2 separate regions of the Homo sapiens genome follow, and region 1 is linked to region 2. The links are chromatin loops, found by intact Hi-C in ENCODE. Cell type or tissue: dorsolateral prefrontal cortex. All regions are shown on one strand.

Evidence for each region. A loop is a pair of places that touch in the nucleus more often than their neighbours do. Peaks named below come from ENCODE experiments on the same cell type or tissue, not always from the same donor. Only the 100,000 strongest peaks of a DNase experiment are listed, where the experiment ranks them.
Region 1: it touches region 2 in a loop (4-fold over the local background); 2 of 110 quality-filtered maps call a loop at or near these places.

What each region holds. Positions count from the first base shown.
Region 1 is chr15:27,436,034-27,441,033 of GRCh38, reverse strand. The region is part of intron 5 of GABRG3 (gamma-aminobutyric acid type A receptor subunit gamma3); the gene reads right to left. Among named protein-coding and RNA genes, the nearest start is that of GABRG3-AS1, 280 kb to the right of the region's middle. In dorsolateral prefrontal cortex, no CTCF peak of the experiment used is centred here; a DNase peak (open chromatin) is centred at 2,443; H3K27ac peaks cover 1,091 bases.
Region 2 is chr15:27,372,910-27,377,909 of GRCh38, reverse strand. The region is part of intron 5 of GABRG3 (gamma-aminobutyric acid type A receptor subunit gamma3); the gene reads right to left. Among named protein-coding and RNA genes, the nearest start is that of GABRG3-AS1, 210 kb to the right of the region's middle. In dorsolateral prefrontal cortex, no CTCF peak of the experiment used is centred here; no DNase peak of the experiment used is centred here.

The DNA.
Region 1 (5,000 bases), 63 kb before region 2:
TGGGATGGCATATTTTGAACTGAAACAGACTGTGGAGATCCCTCGCTGTGATGAGTAGCAACTTTAAAGTTGAGGTCCTTTACACCAAGGCAGGATTATCTCTAATCTCATGCCCTCTGTGCTAAAATCTATGGTTTACCCCATGGGTATACTATTTACATCATCACTTAACTTCCATTGTAGGACAGCTTTCAGTAATGGAATAATTAATCGAATAATTATGATCTAGTCTTAACTATGTTCCATTGATATTGCCTTTAAGGAGTAACTCTAATTCCATCCTTGCCTTGGACAAAATAATGAATCTCTCATCTCAGCTACTGTAACTGTAAAATAGAGAAGGAATATTACAAATGCAGACCTCATCGGTGTGATACAAGGATTAGGTGATAATGAATATTTAGTATGGTTGATCGTGCCTGGCCCAGGAAAGGCCCTGCCTCAATATTAGCTGTTATAGGAACAAAGATTCACACAGGCCTATGAATGTTTAGCCAAGAGAAGTGCCACCAACAGATGGACTTTGATATTCCGGATGGCATCAGGTACATTCCAATGCCCATGAGAAAGCTAATGATGAGTACTACTGAAAAGGAATTTGGGAGCCAGAAGGCGCAAATGGTTCACCAATATGCCTAGCTTGGTGGAGAAAAAAGGTTCACTGATGAAGACCTCAAATATATACACATGAATCGCAGGGGTCACAAAAATGTTGTCTAGGCAGGTAGAGCTTTTTAGCATGAAGGATCACAATGGCTCAGGAATATCCTCCGCAGCTGGTTTGTTCCCATGTACAACGCGGAAAGATCTTTCATGGTTATTCTATGAGTTAAGACGGTGCATTGCCCTGTCAGGGAAAGCCCAGAGGAATTTTTGAGAGTGTTGGGGATGGGGGAAAGGGTGGCAGGGCCGGTGCCTGTAAAGATCAGCACCTCGAAGCACTGTGTGTGCAGATGCCCAGGATGGGTGGGAATCTGGAGAGAAGTGGGACGGGCAGAGGGAGACACTTCAGTCACAAAGTGCACCATTCAGGGATGTGCACATAGGCCACAGACAGGCATAATTCATACATGACAGAGGTCTAACACATGCAGTGAGGGATGCAGAGGCATGGGAACGCAATAAGGTCTCTGGTGCCAGATCACACATGTTATGCCCTGCGGGTTATACTGGTGCCGTCTACCCCTAAATGACGAGATTTATCACCTGGACTAATAACCCAGTGATCTGTCTGGAAATAGAGTTGGGAGATCCCAAATTCCAGTTGCAATCTCAGAGAGAAAAAAATAGAACGTGCCTGCAGCTATGATGGCTAGAACTGTGTTGTGTGCTGTGTACACTGTCTTGAGCAAGACCACGTGGAAACAGCACAGCTAGCAGAGGGTCCAGAGACTGCAAAGGCCTAGGGCAAGAGACTACCACTGTCCAGCCAGCCCTGGGAGGATCATGGACCACAATACATACATGGACCCCCGTGGGAATCACTATTTTTGATGTCAGTTCATAAACACCTGAGAAATGGTGTAGGGAATGATTCTGAGGTAGTGTTTGTCTGTAGGGGGACAGATGATCAACATCAATCTGCAGTAAGATGACTTGTGTTTTGGTTTCTCATTTCAAACAGTGTATTATCTACTGGAAATGAGAGTTACATGCTTTAGCCCAATGTAATCATATAATCAAGTGTTTTCAATAAGACTTTTCGCTTCCACCATCCACCCATCTCTCCTTTGTCCAACTCTACTTTTTAACCAGAAAATGCAGTTTTCCTCTCATGCTGTTGAGAAGAAAGTCGCACCCCAGGGACCTGACTTGGGGGAGTATTGTGATTACCATGATTCATCTCCCGTTTGGAGGAGTTCCTGTTAGCATCAAGATCAACCACAGGAAATGGAGGCTGCTGGTTCTGACCTTGGAGGAGGCCCTTGCATTAGAAGTAGAGAGGAGGAGGAGAAAGTTAACAGCAAAAACAAGGTGGCTTTTCCTGTTGGCCTCTTTCCCCAGGTATTCAGCTCTCCCCAGGCTTTCTCCACCGAATGCTGTGTGCACTCTGAACATGCTCCCAGCACTTAGTCTGAAATTCCAGCACTGGGCTGGGAAGTGCTTCCCGGAGCAGAGCAGAGTCAGAGCCACCAGGGAGACAACAGACACCTGGCTCCTCCAGGTGAGGCTGAGAAAGCTCCATGGTGCCCTGGGCCAAGCACCCTGGCTGGGTGTCACGGTCCACTTGTTATAGAAAATCATAATGTACTCATGATGATTTTTGAGATTCAACAGTGGCTGTTTTGAAGAAAAACGTAGCTCTTGGCATTCTCTTGGTGATTCATCTTCTGGAAGTGTGCATCAGGCGGTAAAAGAGATCTCCAAGGCAGAAGGACACCCGGAGGAGCAGGAGGCGGGCTCCCTGCAGTCTCCTGTTCTGAAGGTGATGCTGGCATGCAGAGAGACGTGTTTGCACAAATGTGGGCTCTGAGCAGACGGCAGCCCTCCCCTGCCTCAAGCAGAGATGTGGGGTGACTGTTCCAGAGCTGGAAGCATTTCGTAGTTTTCCCAAGTTCACTCCGACTTCGTAGGCAATGCCAGCCTATGTATTACCATTAGAAAGTTAGCACAGGACTTCAAGGTATTTATTTTACTTTGACTTTTAAGTATTATTTACTTTTTATGAAATTCTTCATAAAAATGTAAAATGCACATAAAATTGTTAGCAAGCAGCTTTAAATTTAGCTAAGCTATTAAGAAAATTCTAAACAGGTCTCTGGTGAATGATAAATTTATTAGAAGTAAAAAATTCCAGTGCCAGTTAAATAATCCCACGCTATTTTCAGGAGAGTGGAACCTGGCTGGCTTCTGACTTAGCGTACAGAAATCCTGTTCATGCAGGAAGACTGTCTCCTTCAGCAGCCCATCTTGGATCCCTGGAGCTTCTGATATCTTTTGGATATTTGTCCCCTCCAAATCTCATGTTGAAATCTGATCCCCAATGTTGGGGCCTGCTGGAAGGCGTTTGGGTTGTGGGATGGATCCCTCATGAATGTCTCAGTGCCCTCCTGTCAGTGATGAGCGAGTTCTGGCTATACTTGTTTTGGAGAGAGCTGGTTGTTTAAAGAGCCTGGAACCTCCTCCTCTCTCTTGCTTCTTTTCTCACCATGGGATCTCTGCACACATGGACCCCTCTTACCTTCTGCTATAAGTGGAAGCTCCCTGAGGCCCTCAGCAGAGGCAGATGCTGGTGCCATGCTTCCTGTACAGCCTGCATAACCATGAGCCAAATAAACCTTCTTAAAAAATAAATCACCCAGCCTTAGGTATTCTCTTACAGCAACACGAATGGATGAAAACACCTACATAGGCCCAGATCCTGTGTTTACTTCTGCATCTTCTCCAGACTGGCAGCTTCGCTGAGTAGCAGTGACCATGTCCAGTTTTCTCCAATGCATGTCTAGTTTTTGTTGTGGGCCAGGACATAATGGGTGCTCTATACGTATATGCAGAACAAAAGAATGACTGGAAAAAAAATGCTTCTACTGGAAGTGAGCAGGGACAAGGAGTAGAGGGAATCTGAAAGTAGAAAAAGATCTGTGGAAGAAAAAGCCATTTTCCTCTGTTCTAAGTGAAATGGAATTCCAACCAATCTATTTTCCAGATAATAAAGAAATTTGTTTGTACCAAAAATACCAACATAAAATAAAATTTAATTTTACTCCATTTGTTAATTAGAGACATGTTTAGGGGTTCTGTGTTCAGCAACTCTAAAACATATAAACTTGTTTGCCAAATAAATTGAATCATGTGAGCAGAGAGCAGGTTCATTCTAAAGTTTGAGTTTTGATTTTTTTTTTCAATTTCTCTAAGCAGCTACAATTTTAACAGGTTAGCATGTGTGTGTCTGTGACGAATTTAAAAGATGCTTGGTGATAACCAACATTATCCAAGCTAAGCCATTAGAACATGGAAACAAACAAATATCACTGCTGATGTCCTCATGAGAATGTGGGCGCTCTCTCTCTCTCTCTCTCTCTCTCTCTCTCTCTCTCTATTTTTCGGAGAAGGAGTCTCACCCAGGCTGGAGTGCAGTGGCATTATCATAGCTCACTGCAGCATTGAACTCCTGGACTCAAGCAATCCTCCCACCTTAGCCTTCTGTGTAGCTGGGACCACAGGTGTACGCCACCAAGCCCGGCTTGCCCCTGGTTTTTTTCTCCCAACCCTCTGAATGTTCTCTGTTCTTTTCTTGCCATCCCTTGCACTGCTCTTTTTGGCCAGTTCATGCTGGGAAGCCCAGCCATGGTCTTGGTTGCTCTGATCTGCACTAGGAGCCACATTCAGTCCCATGGCTTTAATTCCTAAGGATGTGTGGACAATTGTCACATTATTTTTCCTTCAGACTCTTCCAGCCCTCCAGGTTAATCTACCAGTGAGTAACTCAGCATCTCCACTTGTATGTTTAACAAGAGTAATCATGTTACCATGTTACTATGTCCAACATGTTTGACATTGCCCCACAAACCTATCTACCATCTCAGTAAATGGTAACTGTACATGTCCGGTGTTGAAGCCAAAAGTGAATGTGCAGTACTTTTTATTCATCTCCTCTGTAACACCCATCTCTCATTTGCCATGGACTGAATGTTTGCATCCCTCCAAAATTCATGTGCTCAAATCCGAATTCCCAGTGGTATTTGGAGGTGTTACCTTTGGGAGGTGACAAAGTCATGAGGATGCAGCCCCTTCCCCCCACAAGTGGGATTAGTGCCCTTATTATAAGAAGAGACAGAAAGAGCTTGTTTCCTTTCTCTGAAGACAGCCATTAGCAAACCAGGAAGTGGGCCCTCACCAGACGTCTAATCTGCTAGTGCCTTGATCTTGAACTTCCCAGCCTCCAGAATTGTGAGAAATGAATATTTGTTGTTTAAGCCCCCCAGTCTTTGGTATTCTACTGTAGCAGCCTGACCTGACGAAGACACTCATCAGCAATTGCCATCAGGACTAATCCCCAT
Region 2 (5,000 bases):
CAAAGGAGTTCAGAACTGGGTAAAGGTCAACTAAAATTTGGCTGAATAAGACACGAAAAACCAGGAACAGGCATTATTCTAAAGACTCCATATATACAAGCTTTACAAAGTGTTATATTCACCAAAGGCACCTTTACAGATACATCCATGTAGATGGTGCTGCTCCCTTTGGCATTCATGGCCTGGTATGATTTGGCTGTGTCTGTACCCAAATCTCATCTTGAATTCCAATGTGTTGTAGGAGGGACCCAGTGGGAGGTAGTTGAATCATGGGGGCAGGTGTTTCCTGTGCTGTTCTTGTGATAGTGAATAAGTCTCACAAGATCTGATGGTTTTAAAAACAGGAGTCTCCCCGCACAAGCACTCTTCTCTTGTCTGCCACCACAAGAGACATGCCTTTTACCGTCTGCCAGGATTGTGAGGCCTCCCCAGCCATGTGGAACTGTGAGTCCTTAAACCTCTTTTTCTTTCCAGTCTTGGGTATGTCTTTATCAGCAGCATGAAAACTGACTAAACAGTAAATTGGTACCAGCAGAGTGAGGCAATGCTGAAAAGATACCCGAAAACGTGGAAGTGACTTTGGAAATTGGTGACAGGCAGAGGTTGTAACAGTTTGGAGGGCTCAGAAGAAGACAGGAAAATGTGAAAAAGTTTGGAACTTCCTGGAAACTTGTTGAATAGCTTTGACAAAAATGCTTATAGTGATATGAACAATAAGGTCCAGGCTGAGGTGGTTTCAGATGGAGATGAGAAACTTGTTGGGAATTGGAGCAAACATAACTCCTGTTATGTTTTAGCAAAGAGACTAGCAGCATTTTGCCCCTGCCCTAGAGATCTGTGGAACTTTGAACTTGAGAGAGATTATTTAGGGTATCTGGTGGAGAAATTTCTAAGCAGCAAAGCATTCAAGAGGTGAGTTGGGTGTTGTCAAAGGCATTCAGTTTTAAAAGGGAAACAGAGCATAAAAGTTTGGAAAATTTGCAGCCTGACAATGCAATAGAAAAGAAAATCCCATTTTCTGAGGAGAAATTCAACCCAGTGGCAGAAATTTGCATAAGTAATGAGGAGTCGAATGTTAATCCCAAAGACAATGGGGAAAATGTCTCCAGGGCATGTCAGAGACCTTTGAAACAGCCCCTCCCATGATAGGCTTGGAGGTGTAGGAGGAAAAAGTGTTTTCATGGGCTGTGCTCAAGGTCCCTGTGGTGTTCAGCCTAGGGACTTGGTGCCCTGCATCCCAGCTGCTCCAGCCATGGCTGAAAGGGGCCAACATAAAGTTCGGGCCATGGCTTCAGAGGGTGCAAGCCTCAATCCTTGGCAGCTTCCACGTGGTGTTGAGCCTGTGAGGGCACAGAAGTAAAGAACTGAGGTTTAGGAACCTCTGCCTAGATTTTAGAAGAGCTATGGAAACACCTGGATGCCCACGCAGAAGTTTGCTGTAGGGGTGGGGCCCTCATGGAGAACTTCTACTAGTGTAGTGCAGAAGGAAAATGTGGGGTTGGTCCCTACTGGGGCACTGCCTAGTGGAGCTGTGAGAAGAGGGCCATGGTCCTCCAAACCCCAGGATGGGAGATCCACTGATGGTTTGCATCGTGCACCAGGAAAAGCCACAGACACTCAATGCCAGCCTGTGAAGGCAACTGGAAGGGAGGCTGTATCCTGCAAAGCCACAAGGGCAGAACCACCCAAGCCATGGGAGTCTACCTCTTGCATGAGTGTGACCTGGATGTGAGACATGGAGTCAAAGGAGATTATTTTGGAGCTTTAAGGTTTGACTGCCCCACTGGGTTTTGGGCTGTCCCACTTGAATAGGGTCTGTAGCCCCTTTGTTTTGGCCAATTTCTACCATTTGGAATGGCTGTATTTACCCAATGCCTGTACCCCTATTGTATCTAGGAAGTAACTAACTTGCTTTTCATTTTACAGGCTCATAGGCAGAAGGAACTTGCCTTGTCTTGGATGAGACTTTGAACTGTGGACTTTTGAGTTAATGCTGAAATGAGTTGAGACTTTCAGGGACTGTTGGGAAGGCATGATTGATTTTGAAATGTGAAGATATGAGATTTCGGAGGGGCTAGGGGTGGAATGATATGGTTTGGCTGTGTCCCCACCCAAATCTCATTCTGAATTCCCACATGTTGTGGGAGGGACCCAGCAGGAAGTAATTGAATCATGGGGGCAGATCTTTCCCATGCTGTTCTCATGAATAAGTCTCACATGACCTGATGGTTTTAAAAATGGGAGTCTCCCTGCACAAGCTGTCTTCTCTTGTCTGCTCCTATGCAAGATGTGCCTTTCACCTTCCACCACAATCGTGAAGCCTCCCCAGCCATGTGGAACTGTGAGTCCAATTAAATCTCTTTTTCTTCCCAGTCTCAAGCATGTCTTTATCAGCAGCATAAAAATGGACTAATACATGGCCCCAGGCCTTATGCCCTCGGCTGTCCCTGCAACTCTCCGTCTGATGCTTTGCTGGGACTTATCAACCAATAGCCCAAAGTATGGCACTTTGACATATTGAACTGAAGAAGATACCTCAAGCTCTCTCTGACCTTCCCCTGCTCTCCTGTCTCTCAATCCTCTGTTTCTCCCAAACACAGGATGAAGTTGTTCTCTGAAGTTCCCTTGTCTGCCTAAAGGCCAGGCCCCACAGAGAAGAAAAACAATCAATCATTTCTTGTCCCTTCCCAGCATTTACATGAACTGAACTAATATCTCATGAAGGGAGACTGAAGTCTGTCAACACACCTACATACTTTTGTTACAAATCATTGTCTACTCTGCAGGCCCAACAGATTTTGTCCCAAGCCACTGTTTGTTCTTCAGGCCCATTGAATTCCCCTAAAAATCATTTACTACCCACCCCCCCAAAATTATCCACCTTTCTCCATGTCCCTTTCCCCTAAGAAGAGGGGTATATGACCATCTGTACCCCATTGTGTTGGGGGTCATCAGTCTGTGATTGTCCCCAGGGCACATTAATAAATTTGCATGCCATTTTTTCCTATTCATCTGCCTTTTGTCAGTTGATGTTCATCAAGCCTTCCAAGAGCAATGGGGAAGTTTTCCCTTCTCTCCTACAGTTTCCGCCCACTGGAAGTGTCAGGACCTCAGCCAATAATGAACTGAGTTGGAGGACAAACCCTCAGCATCCTCGTCCTCCATCAGGATAACTCTGAGGTGTGGTCCACAACATGGTAACCTGCTCCACACACACCTTGGCGTGGCTGTTTCATTTCCTTATTGTCTACCTTTGCTTCCTTGGTCACCTCCCAGATACACTAGTCAGACTCGGTGCTTGCTACAGGTTCTGCTCTGCACAAACCCACACTTAAACAATAGAAATGCATAGACAATATACAACCAGGGTGTATGGATAAAATGTTAGTTTATGTGTAACAAGAACAAACTTGAAAACAGGCAAATAAAATATTAGATAGATTCCTAAATTTCAAATTGGAAATATATCAATAGAAAATTCACTGGTGCCGTGGTGCATGCCTATAATCCCAGCACTTTAGAAGGCTGAGGCAGGAGGATTGCTTGAGTCCAGGAGTTCGAGACTAGCCTGGGCAACACTGTGAAACAGTTGCTACAAAAAATACAAAAATTAGCCAGGCATGGTGGTGCAAACCTGTAGTCTCAGCTACTCAGGAGGCTGTTGTGGGGGGATCACCTGAGCCTGAGGAGGTCAAGGCTGCAATGAGCCATGTTCTTGCCACTGCACACCAGTCTGGGTGACACACTGAAAAAAAAAAAAAAAAAAAAAAAGAAGAAAAGAAAAGGAAAGAAAATTCTAGGATACATCAGATTGAACTCCTTTTGACAAAGATAATTAGAATTGCATTTATAAAATCATAAGAATTCTTAAAAAACTAAAGAACTTTGGAATCTCCTCTGAGATGAGAAAATAAATAACAAAATAATGAAACATGAAGATATTAGATGGTATTAGAAAGCAGATATTAGATGGTAGCAGATTAATATTACATGGAGATTGTGGCCAACACGTAATAGTGTTTCAGAGAAAAAAAACAAAAAACATCAGCTGACCTGATCAGGAGAACTGATGAGGATTCTCCTTTATTGGTGTTTTCATGATAATTTGAATGTTTATAGATAAAATTATCCATGTTTTAATCATAAATCATCCGGAGAGAAAACTTACTTTCTTGTAATATGAGGGTTAACAAAAACAAACAGCAAAGTAAGCGCCAGAAGTTGCTAAAGGTCAGATTTTCAAAGTAATTTTTTTTTAGTAATTGAATTACCATTAATATAATTAAGTGCTAGTAATATTGATTCAGGGCTTTTTAGAATTGGAAAAGCCCTTTTAATAGACATTGTTAAAACTATTAATTCAACATCCCAAATATAGTGAAGTTACTTGCTAACTTGTAAATTTTTGCCTAGCAGAGATCCAAATAATTTCTGTCTGGCAGAAAAGATAGCCTGGAAGATTGTGGTTTATTTCCCTGTAGGGATTTACTAGGTTTGTATCTAATACAGCAATCTTTTCCCTTAACATATCTTTATTCAATTTTCTACAAATGCCTAGTTCCTTAAATGCTCCTTTAACTGGTATTGTCATTTTACTGAGTTCCTTATTTATTAATGAGTTGATAAAAACACTTGACAGTATTTATTTTATATTCATAAGAATCATCTTAAGTTTTTGAAAATTATAATTTAGAAGCATATAATTCAAGTTCGTTATTTCCTAGGTAGAAATACACTCAGAAAGATTAGGCACCTTTTCCTGATTAAGAGTTGGAGCCCAAGCATCCTAAATCCCAGGCTAGGGTCTCTCTAGTACACGTCACCCTTCTCACTGCATTTTAGTGGCATTTGCGTGCTGTCTCTTTTACAATACTGTAAAGTAGGCAAGGGAAGTCATGAGCATTTTGTAGGTGAAGAAAACTGAACCAGCTGAGAAAATAGCTTGCTGGAGGCCACAGCTGAAGTCATTGCCAAGCAATGTAGCTGAGAAGAAGAAAGCT